Regions from separate parts of the Mus musculus genome. Here region 1 is linked to region 2. A link is a loop called in an ENCODE intact Hi-C map of the cell type or tissue named here. Cell type or tissue: heart. All regions are shown on one strand.

What was found. Peaks named below come from ENCODE experiments on the same cell type or tissue, not always from the same donor. Only the 100,000 strongest peaks of a DNase experiment are listed, where the experiment ranks them.
Region 1: it touches region 2 in a loop (2.1-fold over the local background); 5 of 42 quality-filtered maps call a loop at or near these places.

Annotation. Positions count from the first base shown.
Region 1 is chr14:57,941,059-57,949,058 of GRCm38, reverse strand. It overlaps Micu2 (mitochondrial calcium uptake 2), which reads left to right. Exons shown (of 12, transcript NM_028643.3): 5 at 3,627-3,674; 6 at 5,389-5,471. Among named protein-coding and RNA genes, the nearest start is that of Micu2, 54 kb to the left of the region's middle. In heart, no CTCF peak of the experiment used is centred here; a DNase peak (open chromatin) is centred at 3,058; H3K27ac peaks cover 360 bases.
Region 2 is chr14:57,995,714-58,003,713 of GRCm38, reverse strand. Micu2 (mitochondrial calcium uptake 2) reads left to right here and starts at 4,452. Exons shown (of 12, transcript NM_028643.3): 1 at 4,452-4,684. The coding sequence starts at 4,475. 3110083C13Rik (RIKEN cDNA 3110083C13 gene) reads right to left here and starts at 4,402. Exons shown (of 2, transcript NR_166770.1): 1 at 4,252-4,402; 2 at 9-734. In heart, CTCF peaks have their summits at 4,146 (motif pointing right) and 7,334; a DNase peak (open chromatin) is centred at 4,393; H3K4me3 peaks cover 1,278 bases; H3K27ac peaks cover 991 bases.

The sequences.
Region 1 (8,000 bases), 55 kb after region 2:
ACATGAGGAACTGTATTAAAGGGTCTCAGCATAAGGAGGGTTGAGAACCACTGCTCTATTGGATCCCTCCAAACCAAAACACCAGACTAAACCTATGTGCTTTAATAAAGAGATGATAATCTACAATTTTCATATTGGGGATTTGCAGGAATGTATGTGTTCTGAAGTCGAGAGACTCAAACATTTCCCTGTATTTATGACAAGGAGGAGGCAAAGAAAGATCAATTCTGGCATCCATGCCTTCTCCATGGTCCCTTTTCAGTCAGTCTAGACCCAGCCATTGGACAGGGCCATCCCTCTCAGCTACACCTCTCTGCGGATGCCTTCCTGCCATACCATGGCCTTATCTTAACAGGGATTCCAAAGTCAGCCAAGCTAATTCATAATGGACTTTAGCAAATAAAAAAACTTTGAGGAAGGACTTAACAGGAATGTTTGTTTGTTTTAGTTTTCCATTGAAATATAAATTTCTAGGGAAGAAGGAAAGATTCAACAGCTGTTTTACTCACGTGCACATTATCAATGTTAATAAAACTGTGTAAATAACAGTTTACATTGCTCCATTTCACCCTATATAAGAGTTATCAGAATTGATAACATAACCAGCAAAAGGTAGAATGTCCTTGAGATAAAATAAAAATAATTCACTATGCATTACAAAGAAAAGTAAATTATAAGTTATGATTATTCTGCATTTTTAAACTCAGCTAGGTTCTCAATATCACACTTTGCTCAAGGATGTTCTGACCATGAATTTCAAGACATGTTGTTGCCGTTAACTGAATATACTCGTGTTTGAACATGGTTCCAACTTCTAAATGTTTCTGGAGGTGTAAGAATTGTTTGCTTATCTCTCCAAATGCCCCTTTCAAAATCTTTATTAAAATTTTAACAATATGTTTTTTAAAAAAAACATTTCCATATTTGGGCTGGAAAGATGACTTGGTGGTTGAGAGCACTGACTATGCTTTCAGAGGACCCAGGTTCAATTCCCACATGGCGGCTCACACCTGTCTGTAACTCATGCATATGGCGCAAAGACATATGCAGGCAAACCACCAATGCATATTAAATAAATAAATAATGAAAAGAGATTTCCCTGTTTATTGTGCGGCTTTGAAACTGCCAGTTAACAGTGCTCCGTGTACCTTCCAGGGGAACAAATGGACACGGCACAGCTCTCCTAAGTGCCCCAGGTCGGGCTCTTAGAGCCACTTTCTGAGGCAGATGCTGGCCACAGCTGCCTCTCTGATGTTTGTAATGCGTCGTGAGCACAAGCTTGTGTTTTTATACCTTCTCAGCAGTGTTTGTTTAAACCTTTTACTTTTAAGTCAGTGTTTCAGAGAAAGACACTGGAATTTTCCTTTTTAAAAATTGTCTATGCTTAAAGGACATTTACCTGTGTTTAAAGAAAGGAGATCTCCTTTGGCACCAAGCCCAGTACAATCTACAAGTTGGGCTTTTTTTTTTTTCTTACATTTTTTTTTCTTTCTTTGCTGTATTCCTTTGAAATATAGAAAAACACTATTTTCCACTTTTTTTTTTCAGGCTGCCAAGGGATGAAATGCTTTGATCCTCAAGCTAGCATTAGAGCACTTCTGCCAGGAGCAAGACATGACAAACACGTAGAATTTATTCTCCCTTCATGTAAACGCTGGATAGTCCTCACAGGGTACCTGGAGACTTCTCCATGTCCTCACATGTCACAGGGCACCTGAAGACTTCTCTATGTCCTCACATGTCACAGGGTACCTGAAGACTTCTCTATGTCCTCACATGTCACAGGGCACGTGGAGACTTCTCTATGTCCTCACATGTCACAGGGCACCTGAAGACTTCTCTATGTCCTCACATGTCACAGGGCACCTGAAGACTTCTCTTTGTCCTCACATGTCACAGGGCATCTGGAGACTTCTCTATGTCCTCACATGTCACAGGGCACCTGGAGACTTCTCCATGTCCTCACATGTCACAGGGTACCTGGAGACTTCTCCATGTCCTCACATGTCACAGGGTACCTGGAGACTTCTCTATGTCCTCACATGTCACAGGGCACCTGGAGACTTCTCTATGTCCTCACATGTCACAGGGCACCTGGAGACTTCTCTATGTCCTCACATGTCACAGGGCACCTGGAGACTTCTCCATGTCCTCACATGTCACAGGGTACCTGGAGACTTCTCTATGTCCTCACATGTCACAGGGTACCTGGAGACTTCTCTATGTCCTCACATGTCACAGGGCACCTGAAGACTTCTCTATGTCCTCACATGTCACAGGGTACCTGGAGATTTCTCCATGTCCTCACATGTCACAGGGCACCTGGAGACTTCTCTATGTCCTCACATGTCACAGGGTACCTGAAGACTTCTCTGTGTCCTCACATGTCACAGGGTACCTGAAGACTTCTCTGTGTCCTCACATGTCTAAGAAAGCACAGCCGCTCTAAAATCAAGGGAGCAGAGAGCTGGTGACCGACTAGGAAGTCAGTGCCCAACATCCAGAGCATTTACTTGTGAGGCTTCAAAGAGTGATGTGATCCGAAGGGTTTGTGTCAGAGTAATACAGTGAGAGGTGAGGCTCAAAGGACACGTAAGGCTGAGGAGTTGACAGTGAACTTGAGTTTCCTTATCTAACGTAAGAATATATAAGTGAGTGTCATTCTGTGTGGTTTTGTCTGTCACTGAATTGTTCATACAGTGTGTGTTTACTGTTGACATTCTAATTACAGCAGCAAAACACTCAACAAGAACGTTTGTTAAGTGGCCAAATATAGAGCTAGTTCCAAAGCGAGCTTGATTTGGAGCTCAGACATACCCAGGACCCATTTTTCAAGCCCTGCAGTTAAATATGGGCTCTCAGGCGCTGAATACTACCTTGTGTCAACTCCAGTCACTTGCCCGTGGCCTCATATTTCTAAGTATAACTCTCAAGTCATCAAGTCCACACACACCCTCCCCACAAAAGAAGTCAGTGACCCAGCATTCTCAGTAGAAATCATGTAGTGCTATTCATAGTAGCCCAACTTCAGTCATGAATTGTCCCTGAACCAGTGCCGAGAGCCACACCCCTGCAGCCTATTCACCAGCTGGGCTCAAGCCACTTGCCCATCTGTGCTGGCCAGTGTTTTGTCAACTTGACACGAGCTAGAGTCATTGGAGAAGAGGGAATCTTAACTGAGCCAGGACTGGAAGCCCCAGTGTTGGGGTAGAGGATACAGTGAGATGCCTAGCAGGCAAGGAAAGGGAGAAGGGAGAATTCCACCTTCCCCATCATCCTGCTGGACAGACTAGGTGATGCCCACGTGTGAGAGATCAGCCCGCTATACTGCATCTACCCATCCACAGGCTGGTTTCAACTGGAGAGCCCTCCTAGACACACCCAAAAATAATGTCCAGTCCATGGCCCAGTTACACTATCATGACCTCCTAAAACTTGATGAAGCATGGGTCTTTCTTTTTAAACCCAAGCTGTATTTCAGTTCTTGTTATACAGTGGTTTCCACTGGACCAAAGAGATGCAGTTTTAAAATGTCAATTTTTACAGAGGTGATGTTTCAGTATTAGTTATTTTGTGGTTCTCATCTAAAATGTATCTCCTGATTTGTTCTTCTTTTTCTCCTCCAGGGGTAATTTCATATACCGAGTATCTTTTCTTGCTTACAATCCTCACAAGTGAGTATATCGTGCCACTTCTCTTTACAGCCAGCATGTGGTATCATGTCCTTAACAAACAGGACTTTTGAAATTTGGAATTTACCTCTTTATCACTAAACACGTTGGCAATAGGGCTGAGGAGATGGCTCAGTGGGTTAAGGTAAAGTGCTTACTGTACAAAAGTGAGAGCATGAGTTCAGGTGCCCAGCACTCAGGGAAAGCCAGGCATGAAGGTGAGAGAGATGAGAGAGATGGGAGCACACTGGCTAGCCAGGCTAGTGAAACAGCGGGAAACCCCCAGATTCTGTGAGGACAGGAGGGTGCAGAGCAATAACAGGAGCCATCCGAAGTACTGGCTTCCATGTGCGCACACACATGTGCACACGAGTGCGCACTCGAGCGCGCGTACACACACACACACACACACACAGAGGAACCTTAACAAAATAATGTTAAATTAAAGTGTGTTCTGAGATCTCCTCTCTCTCCATACCCAGAAATTTTGTGTCTGAGACAGAACAGGGTGAGAGAAATCATGTCTAGTTTTCTCAGAGAGAAAGAGAGAGAGATCATGGCTAGTATTATCTGAAAAAATGGGAAAGAAAAAAATCGTGGTTAATGTTTTCTGAGAAAGCCTCCTCAGAGAGAGAGGGAATTTTGTTGTTTTATTTTGGGGGGCGTGGTTTTGTTTTGTTGAGAGAGTCTCACAGTGTGACCCAGACTGGCTTGGCGTTCTCTTGAGCTCCCAGAGATCTACGTGCCTCTGTCTCTGGAATTAAAGAATGGGCCACCATGTTTGGCCTCTTGGGGATTTTTTTTAAAAAAACAACCTTAATTCACATTGAACAATATTCTTGTCCTTCAAAAGTTTTCTAGTGGTGAAAACTAGGAAAAGACCAAGGGACTCCCAGATGTAGGTGACACTAAGTCGACTTGGTGACTTAATGCAGCATACTTTGCTGCGTTCTAAAACAAAACACAGTGTTAGAGAAAAATATAGAATCTGCTGTTCATGGTTCATAATCCTGTACCAGTGTTAATATCTTAGTCTTGCTAAGTGTTCTGTAGATGTGTAAAGTTTTACATATTCTATTAGAGGTATATTGGCCTGCCATTATACATTATTATATTATGTCCAAAATATGGCAAAATTAGAGCCGGGCGTGGTGGCGCTCGCCTTTAATCCCAGCACTCGGGAAGCAGAGGCAGGTGGATCTCTGAGTTCGAGGCCAGCCTGGTCTACAAAGTGAGTTCCAGGACAGCCAGGGCTATACAGAGAAACCCTGACTCGAAAAACCAAAAAAAAATAAAATAAAATAAAATAAATAAATAAAAGTTAAAATTAAAAAATGGCAAAATTAAAAGTTAAAAAAACTAAGAAAGTAAATAATGATGATGATAATAATACTACTACTAATAATAATTGCTCTGAAACTGCCAGGAGTGCTGTGAGGACAGAGGGAGGCCAGGGTGGAGGTGAGGAAACAAGTTCCCACAGTGCTTTCCTGGCAAGGGCGAGCAGCACAGCCACAGCTCCTGGGAGATGCCACGACCAGGAGCTCTAACATCAAAGACAAAAGGAAAGAGAGGAAACCTCATCCTCCTTTGCTCTGTCCAGCTCTTGCTCACATACTTCCTGGTCATCTATTTCAAGTCTGAAGGTTTTCCTAGCTACAAATACTTGGCTTTCACCTAACAACTAAATAATTGTTCCTTGTTCATCTCCTTGCAGAACCTCACTCTGGGTTCCATGTTGCTTTTAAAATGCTGGATGTGGATGGGAATGAGATGATCGAGAGGAAGGAGTTTGTTAAGGTGAGCACATGCTTGTTGCTGGGTTGTTGTGAAGCACCTGGTGCTCGTGCAGCCATTGTGCATTTCCTTACAAATCAGAACCATCTTCAGTTTACCTGTGAGACATCAAACCACTTTCATATTCAAAACTATCTTCTAATGGCTCAGCAGTTCAGGGCACTTGCAGCTCTTATAGAGGACATGGGTTTAGTTCCCAGCATCCATGTAACAGCTTACAACTGTCTGTAACTCTAGTTCCAAGAGATCTGATACCCTCTTTTGACCCCTGCAGCCTCAGACACACGCATTGTACACAAACCTGCATGCATGCAAAACAGTCATATATATAAAATAATACATTTTTAAAGATACTTTCTGAAATACAGTCTTGGGGACATTGACAAGTGACTAAAACGTAAAATTCTAAAAAGAGAAATGAGCTTTGAACATCTGCATTTTTATGATTTTGTTTTCATGACTTCAATGTATAATTATAAAGTAAAAAGGGATTCATAGACCATATGCTTTAAAGAATGCCTGTTAACCATATGTTTTAAATTAGTCTCATATCAAAAAAGAATAGAAATGCAAGCCTTCATGAAGAATAATAAAGCCAAAAAGAATAAATTGGTGCAAATTTTTTAGGAGCCAGATACAGCTGATATTTGAAAATATGCAAATACATCTGAAGTGTTTAATGTTTCCCAAATCTCCAAACAAAGAAATCCATTCTGTTTCTTTTTTTTTTTTTAATTTCTAGTTGTTTATTTATTTAGCATATATGAGTACACTGTAGCTGTCTTCAGACACACCAGAAGAGGGCATCAGATCTCACTACAAATGGTTGTGAGCCACCATGTGGTTGCTGGGAATTGAACTTAGGACCCCTGGAAGAACAGTCAGTGCTCTTAACCACTGAGCCATCTCTCCAGCCCCCCATTCTGTTTCTTAAAAGTAGGTAATGATATGAAAGAAATACTTCAGTGTAAACTGTTGGGTATGTGCTGTAGTTACATGCAGAGGGCTATGTGGATGCACAGTCCATAACTTAGTTGACTGTGGGCACCATTGGTAAGCTAATGGGGATATGTGACTGGCATTTGTGTACATACATGACTGATTTTGTAGCACTTTGGTTGGTTGGTTGGTTGGTTGATTGGGTTTTGGGGTTTAAGTTTGGTGGAATTTCGATTTTTGTTTTCCAAGACAGGGTGTCTTTATAGCTCTGGCTATCCTGAAGTCACTATATAGACCAGGTTGGCCTCAAAGTCACAGAGAGCCACCTGCCTTTCTCTTCCCAGTGCTTTTTTTTAAGCCTTGAGATGTGAAACACATAACACTCTCTTTAGTGAGTGTGTGTGTGTGTGTGTGTGTGTGTATGTATGCGCGCGCGCGCGCCTCCGCACGCATTAGAAATAAGATGATGCTGAGTTGAAAAACACATTTCTATCTGCTTTCAAAGTTAAATACATGTTTTGCATATGACTTGGGAATTTTATTCCAAGATTAGTAGTCAAAGAAAAGAGAATATATAGGTAGGTGTGCTGGCTCAAGCTGGTAATCACAGTACTTGTATCATTTTGGAGGACTGCCCTGAGTTCTAGACCAGTCAAAGCTATAGAGTGAGTTCTAAGCTAGCCTGGGCCACAGAGAGAGACCCTATCTCAGAAACATAAAATAGCTGGCAAGTGAATATCTGTAAGTTGAAGGCCAGCCTGGTCTATACATCAAGCTCCTGGCCAGCCAAGGCTACATAATGAGACCCTGCCTCAAACAAATGCCTTGAAGGTAGAAAGCATATGTTAGGGCCTGGATATGAATGTGCATCACAGATTTGTCCATAATAGCTCCAACCTGGGAGCAACCAGAATGTTTGTCAACAGAGGTTAGGTAAATAAATGTTATGTGTGCAGTAGAATTCTACTCAGCAGCAAAAGGGGACAAAGAATTAAGCAATCACAATAGTAAGGATGAATCCAAATGAAAAAAAGTATAAATTGTGTGTTCTTCGTGTTTAGTACTAAAGGAAAGCAGACCATTGGTTGTCTGGAGCCCGAGAGAATGCAGGGTTGATTGCCTCCAAGAGAAAAGGGAGGGAGAGAGAAAAAAAAAGGCTGAAATACTGAAAATACTTCAAGTCTTGATCAGTACAGTTATGTGGCTCTGTAAGGTGTATGTTGTTCTCTATAAAAATTCACCCAGTAAATCTTTTTGACACTGTTCAATACCATAGCTTTGGAAATGGTTTGTTTTATACAAGAAACTATCACAAAGCCTTGGAACAGAGGAAGAGCTGAAAAGATCCTAAATAGAGAATGAACTATAAAACAGTTGAACTCCTCCAAAAGTAGGCTTGCCAGTGCTTCACAATCTTAGCAGTGATCTAGAATAGACAAACCCACCTATGCATATGAGGAGACAGGGTAGATGATGTGAGTGGTGGGTGGATGCTTGGGGCTCAGGTGCATAGACTGTTTCCCTGCAGTCACCAGGAATGCTGAGTTTGTTCATTTTAAAAGCTTGTTAAGTGTATGTGGGGGGGGGATCACT
Region 2 (8,000 bases):
AAACAGTCTTGCAGAATCCGATCATAATCTTTATTCATCCCGAGCATGCTAAGATCAAAGCAACACTTGACTTCATAGTTTCTTGTAAGATGTTACACAAGTACAATGCCCTCCTCAGTTAGAACTGGTTGGTTTCTCTGTTCAGGACCAGCAATTCATAGGAAGTTACATTACCAGCTGTCAGGAGTTAGGAAGATAATTTACAGAAAGTCACTGGTGAGAAAAGTCAATGTGGCCTGGGCAGGCAGCAGACAGGCATGGGGTGAAAAGTGTGCGCTGCAGAGGTCAGCCTCAGGGCTGTGAGAGGACACAAGGCCACAGTCCGAGGTGCTCACGGTCAAGAGGGCTGACAACTCTTTCCAAGAGGGCCATGTGCAGCAGGAAAACACTTCGGACTTCAGAGGCCACATGTACAGCCATGGTCATTTAAGCTGGTAATGGCATTGAGCATGGTGGCACAAGTCTGTACTGCCAGTATTCAGGAGACTCAGACAGTGGAACTGCCTTTAGGAATGTGTCATATTTTTAACTTGGGGGTGTATTTTTGCTTATGGGTGTTTTGCTTGTATGTATGTCTGGGTACCACATGTATGCTGTGCCTGCAGAGGTCAGAAGGACTGCCATGATAGAATTGTGTGAGCCATCATGCAGGTGCTGCAAATTGAACCCAGGTCCTTTGCAAAAGTGTCCAGTGCTCTTCATCACTTAGCTCTCTCTCCAGTCCTCAGTCAGATCTGTGGAATTTTTAAGTAGCACATGAATGTACACACTGTGGAAACTGTTGCATCCTGTCCATCCCACCCCACCCACTTAGGTCAACTCCAACCCAGCCCTTCTACTGCAAGCCTCATAAACATACACTCTATGTAGTCACCTTACATTTTACCCCTCACCCTTCCTCTGCATGCAGCCCAATGGTAAAGGGCCATCTGGCACTATTGTAGAATCTGCCTAGCCTTGCCAGTGGCAGGAGCAAAGCGTACCCGTGATAGTCTTTTCTGCCATATCACTTTTGTCCCTTCCCCAGAGAAAGAGCCCCGAGTGAGTGAGTTGAGAACAATATTTTCAAACCATCCATGGTACCATTCTGTTTCTCTCCAATTATCATTTTAAAACAGACTGGGTGTTACAGCTGAAGCAGCAGCAGTTCCTTATTTGGGGACTGGTTTATAAACTGCAGGGTTGAAAATACACCCCAGCTCAGGGCTTTTTCTATAGCTGGGGATGAAGAAATGAACAAAGCCAGGGCCCCAAAAGACCAATATAGTCAGCAGCTGCCAGGGACAGTTCATACTTAGAATGGTTAGCTGGCTAGAGATCGGGTCTATTAAAAGACTTGGTTTCCTCTGCAAAAGTAAAGTTTGAATCCATTAATTCTTAACTAGAAGCTTTAGGGAGCTGGACCTGGAACATGAAAACAAATTAATTACAAAGCAGTTTTCCAAGTAAGGTCAAAGATTTCCACCTTAAAGTAAAATCTGCAAATCTAACCAGGCTTTTGTTTTGAAAAAATAATTAGAGCAAAAGAGCAATAGACTGTCTGCATGTCTCCCCAGACTGAGAAATGATTTCCCCAACATCTCACCAGTGGTTTTCATACCCACTCATTTATCCACATATGTTAACTGAATGTCTAGTGTGTGCTGGACACTGTTAGGTGCCAGAAAAACAAAAGACATTCTCGACTATGAGGATGTCAAACTGTGGGGGGAAGGATGTTTTAAATATGTTGAGTGATGTAACAGGAGTATGCACCTATCTCGGACTTGGGGCCATGACAGAGTAGTAGATATGGACTCCAATAAGTAGGTGGTGGAACTATGCAAATTAGACAGCTTGAAGCAGATAAAGAAGACGCTTCTGGAAAGTGAGACTAAGCTATAAGATAAGATATCCACTGTGTCTCAACACGTAAGAGTCAGAAACCAACCACACATCAGCAATCCAGAACAACAGTATGCATGTCAAGATCCAGTAAATCTAGCAGCCGTGCGAATAAGCCTGCAGAAACACATCAGGTGAGATACAAAAAGGCAGGAAGTCTGGGCGGATTAACATGGGTTAGTGATCTGGGATCATGGGCATGTAGTCAAGCTCATTTGTGATGATGGAGCAGGAGAAAGCCAAATCTTAAGGAAGATGAATTCCCATCTGTCGAGAGTGCACCATGTGCCAGGCATTTGGCTAATCACTTCCTCTAAGTTATCCCATTTCATTTCCCATCTGAAATTGAGAGGGCTGTTTACAGATGGGAAACTGAGCCTCGGTGCCCTAAATCACAGTGATGTCAGTGGCAGGGCCGGAACACAAACAGTAAGGCCTGGCTGAGAGGTCTATGCACAGTAAGTCTGCTTACTTCCCTGCTAGGAAGGCACGGTGGAAAGGTTTTGGCACCTGGGACAAAGTGAGAAAGTTCTGACTTCACGTTAGAACATACTGGCTGGGGTGGAGCAAGCACAGACTAAGAAAGGATAATAACAATCCAGGTGGCTTCCTCTAACTTCTCAAATTAGACTTGGTATGGCAGCTTTCACTATTTCTTTATTTTTATTTCGTTAACCCATCGAAATGGCCATTGTTGTACATCAGGAGTTCTGGCACCTCTGACATGGGCATCAAACTGATACACACCCAAGTAAAGGTTCTAAGTCTGAGGCCAGGTCAGAGGTTGAACAAGGGGAAGGTTAAGTTTACTCAGTAGCGGTAAGGAAGAATTGAGGACCCCAGGCTACAGAAGCCAAGCTTTCTGCCAGGATGAAATCCTTTCTACCACCAAAAGAACATCCAGCCCTGAGGTCGTGTTCCACATCTGCCATAGAGAAGATGAGCGGGGGAGGGAAGAGGGGGCTGGTGACAGGGGCATGGAGCAGGTGTGCACCTACTGTTAGTCCCATGTGGGATCACAGCTACGAGTCAATATTTTGTAAGAACAAAATGTAAAGGAAACATACAATAAATAGCAACTGTTTACAATACAGTGGCTTTGTCTGGGAGATCTGAAGAAAATCATTGTCAGAAGTCTGGATCAGATATTGTTTAACAGAAATGAAAGACCAGGCGCTCGGGAGGAGCAGACAAACAGAGATAGGCCCTTGAAAAGTGTTGGCCAGCTTTGAAAGATTACAAAAAAAAAAAAAAAATCCAAAGAAAAATAATGGCTGTTGCTAAATGCCATGCATAGGGCCTGACAGCACTGACCTGTACATGCAAATGTTGTCAAAATGCTAACGTCCTGTACATTTTACTTCATTCAAACACCAAATTTTAGGGGCTGAGTAGACAGCTCATCAGTTAAGAGTGTTCTCTGCTCTACCAGAGCACCAGAGGTCCATTCTCAGCACCCATATCAGGCTGATCACAACTGCCTCTATCTCCAGCTACAACACCCTCTTCTGGACTCTGGGGGCACCCACCCATATGTGGCATAAATACACAGAGGCATACACATAAAAAATGAGTCTTGATAAATAAATATAAAGGGCATTTAGCTATAAAAAACGGAGATCTGTAAGGGTGAGCATGTACACATATTCTTTCCTTTTTTCCTTTTGACACAGGATTTCACTATGTAGTTATGGGTGGCCTGGAACTCACTGCGCAGACCAGAGGTCAGAAAACAACTTATAGGACTCTCTTCTCTGACTTCTAACTCAGGTAGGCAGGCTTGGCATGAAGTGCCTTTATCCACTGAACCAACTGTCTCAAGTGACTCACTATAATCAGACATGTGACATTTGGGGCAAATATAATATCGTCAATATTTTCAGCCCCTTACCCTAGCCTCTTTGAGGATGAAATTCTACTGTTGCATCAACACCCACAGTGGTTATACCCAGCACCCTCTGCCGCTTACTGTTAGAAGTGTTTCCCTCTCCAGCTCTAAATGTGCCCACTTACGACTGACATAGGCTTTCCCGAGAGAGCTAAAGATGCTATGTTTAAGTCTATCGACTGAAAAACCATGCTAAATCTAATTTGATTCCGCATTTATCATCAACACCCTTCTTAGTCCCTATTCTTAATCTAGTTTGTCCAATATATTCCACCCAGAATCTATTACCCTTCCTTTAGTCTAATTTCATGGGGGGGGGGGGGTAGAGACCAGAAGGGGGCGCTGGATGCCCTGGAGCTGGACTTATCTGTGGCCTTAAGTCTCCGGAATCCAGCTGTGGTGCTCTGGAAGGGCAGCAAGCACCCTTCACCCCTGAGCCATCCCTGCAGCCCCTTCTTGGCCCACAGTGGTGACCTGACCTGTTAGGACAGTTAACCAGCTAACTCATGTCCTTTGCCTTGGAAACTGTCACCGGAGCCGAGGGTCACCTCAAAACCACGCTTGAACGTCGAGGAAGCAGCCACACCTAGCAACACACGCGCAGAGCACGGTGGAGGGTGATGAGCTCTCGCGAGAGCCCAACTCTGTTCTCGGGCAACAGACGGTGAGGGCGGGGCGCGACGCTCGGGCGCTTCCGCAAAGATGGCGGCGGCTGCGGGAAGAAGCGCTTGGCTGGCGGCCTGGGGCGGAAGGCTGCGGCGCGGGCTCGCGGCCGGCCGACGAGCTGTGCCGACTCGCGGCCCTCTCGCAGCGGCTGTGGCCGGGGTAGCCCTGGCAGGCGCAGGAGCGGCATGGCATCACGGCCGCGTGAAAGCAGCCGCGCGCGAGGGCTCCCGAACGGTGTCGGCGCAGGTACGGCTCAGCCCGGCCCCGCCCTCAGGCACCCCTGGGAGGGGGGCGGAGGCACAGGAGACCCTAGGCGCCTGGCACGAGCCTGGAGGGCCTGGGGGGTTCCGGGAGGAGGCGGCGGGAGGCCCCGCCCGGGATGCGTGTGGGCGTGGCTGGGGCACGCCTCTGCCCACCTGGTGGATGGAGAAGGGTCCTTGACGTTTGCGGGGGCTGGGCACCCCTTAGTTAGCCTGCATCGTTAAAGAGTTCCCTGGTCGCTTCTTTGTTGAAAAGGGTGGCGTCGACCTACTGTGTGAGCCACACACCCCCCCAGTCTAGAGAATATCAACTCTAAAAGTTAAACAGCTGATAGTTGCAGATTTTATCAATTCCAATGACAGCTGTTACATAAGTCGAAACCGTAATGTTTTAGTGGACCCCGCCTACGCGGCAAAACAAGTTTTCCTAAACCTGAGCTGTCAGGATGCAAATGTTAAGTACCCTACTTCAAGATGAACCCGGTCTTGTAAAACCTTGGAAAGTTTGAATGTACTCTCTAAGATTTTTATAGAGAGAGGCATTTCAGTGTTTTGGGTTTTAGGGTTTTTAAAATTAAAAGCAGTTTTTTATTTTCCTTATTTGCTAGGTTTCTGTTACCTAGTTCTAGTGGGAAAACTCAAGCATTAAAATACAACAAAAAGAAAAGCATACCTTACAGATTAAAGGTTGGTAACTGTTTGATTATTGAACAGTTTATACAAACATTGACTCCAACCTCACACCACATCAGAGGTGGAAAAAGCTACACAAGCATTATAGACTACTTTTTAATGTTTTCTGTGATTTGTTTTCATTTTATATGTATGAGTGTTTTGCCTGCGTGTATGTGTGTACACTGAATGCAGACCTGATGCCCAAATGCCATAAGCTTGCATTGGGCCCCTAGAACTAGAGTTACAGGTGATCCTAAGGGACCACAAGAGTGCTGGGAACTGAACCTGGGCCCTCTATAAGAGCAGCAAGAGCCCTTAACCACTGAGCCATCTCTCCAGCCCCAACATTTTTGTTCATTCTATGTCAACCAAATTTATTGTTCATTATTGGTTTTTCTGTTTGCATATTCAATTCCATCCTATCCAGAACCTTAGGTTAGTCCCCCTGTGGTATTTACTTTAACATCCAAAACTACTAGTGCCTAGGATAATAAACTCATGTTTTGTTTTGTTTTGTTTTGTTTTTTGCTGGTGTTGAGTTTCCAATATAGTAGGCAAGTGTTCTACTACTGAACTACATCCCAGCCCCCCACATTTAAATTTTTGTAATATAGAGCCACCTTAGTCACAATCCATGACTTGTTATTAACTCAAAAAACTTCAGCCAGTGACTCACTCACTATCTAGGAACCAAATTTAATTCCCACCCACATTCCCTCCACAGTTTATAAGCTGATTTCACCTCCTTTGAGTTCTAAGATTTTTCTCTGGTTTCCTTTGTGTTCTGGCTCCCTTCTAGCCTGTTTCCCTTTAAATTAGTAACTTCAGCTTATCATTCACACCAATGTGGTATTTTGAGCGTTTCCTCACTTAGCCTGCTCATTTTCTTTTTAACCTTCCACCTAACTAAAGAAACCCAAACTCATTATCAATTGTTTTCTAAGTTCTGTTGACACAAGTCGGCTTGGTCTGCTCTTTGGACTAATTGAAACCCCGGCTTTTCTACTTTCACTCCTACAGTGAGCATCCCTTCCTCTACAGTGGCTGAGAACTACTGCAGTCAGCATTACTGTGTTTTGAAATCTCCCCCTCTAGGGCAGTAATTTGAATGTATTTTCCTAAAAGGGGCACCTATTAATCCTTGGACACCGTTTGGTCACATGAGTGCATACAGCTTTCTTTTATGTTTATTTACTGCATATATGTGGATCTAGTATAATAATGAGACTAGCTTTCATTTTCATTCATCACACAAAATGACTTTTCCAATAAAAATGGAGAGCTTGTGTTAATGGTGCCCTGCTCTTTTCTTTTTCCCCCTGTGGTGGTTTGTGTGGGTCAGCAGTAGACATCCAGATTATAAAGCAGCTGGCAGGTTGTAACCCATCTTTCCATCATAACTATTGAAGTCCTGTGTACCAAGGCATGCACAAGGAGTGTTAGAAAGGCAGCTTACTTAAGTCTAACAGCAGAGGGCAATTTTAATCCAATATTGTAATGCTGGCTGCCGTTGAAGGGTCCTAGAAGAGCACCCAACACACTCCTGGTTTCCTGAAGGGATGAGAAATAAATGGTCATCCTGGAGCTGCTTGGGAGTCATTTGGCAGAAAGAGAGTGTAGGTAATTGGAATATCTGCTCAGAGATCTACAAGAAAGTTTAACTCAGCAAAAGTGTGAGCTATGAGACCAGTGTGTGCAGGGACCTGGAGTGTCATTAAATCACCTAAGCCATATTAGTGGGACTTCTTATCTTAAGGACTATAGGAAGCCATTGCAGGAGTTCTGTAGTCTTGGACACCTACCACTGGAACCTCCACCCTCACCCTCACCCTCACCCCCAGTCCCACAGGAAGCATTCTAGGTAGAAGAGGTAACTTTGTTTCCAGTACCCAGTGATTTAAACTTATCTAATTAGGAGTACAAACAAGGCACACTAGAGCAGCTGCTTAACTGCGGGTGGCGCCCTCATACTAGCTTGCATATGAGGCCATAACTGGGTGTGGGATTATAGAAAAGAAAAGCAAAAGCCAAGAATAAAAGGTTCTAAGCACCCAATGAGGGGGAAACCAAACATAAAACACACTGCATCGCAGGTGTTTGTAGCAGTACTCACTGGTGTTATATGTAACTTCCCTGGAACCTTGTTCTAAACACACAGTATCCAGGGTCTGAACACTTTGGCTTTATTTCCAGACAATTGTGTATAATGAATTGCAGTGGCTTTTTTTTTACTATACATACAAAGATTTCTGCTCTTACAGAAACATAGTGGTTTAAGAACCAAAAACAAAAAACAAACAAATCTACTGTGTTTCTACCATCATTTTTTAGTGTGTATCAAATTACTATATTGTTCATTGTATTGTGTTTAAATATTTGATATGAAATTTTTAAGTTACTGATCTTAGAAAGTCATTACATGAATCTTGCTTGTAATTAGGACATAATTTCCAACAATTTCTGAAGCATCCCTAAATACTTGTGTGTGTGTGTGTGTATGTGTGTGTGTGTGTGTGTGTGTGTGTTGTATGTTTGCATTGATAACTAAAAAAGCAAAGTATCTATCAGTCAGCTTCAGAAAAACATTGGAAATACACTACACCCTGCAGGGCAAGATCTCCAGCCAA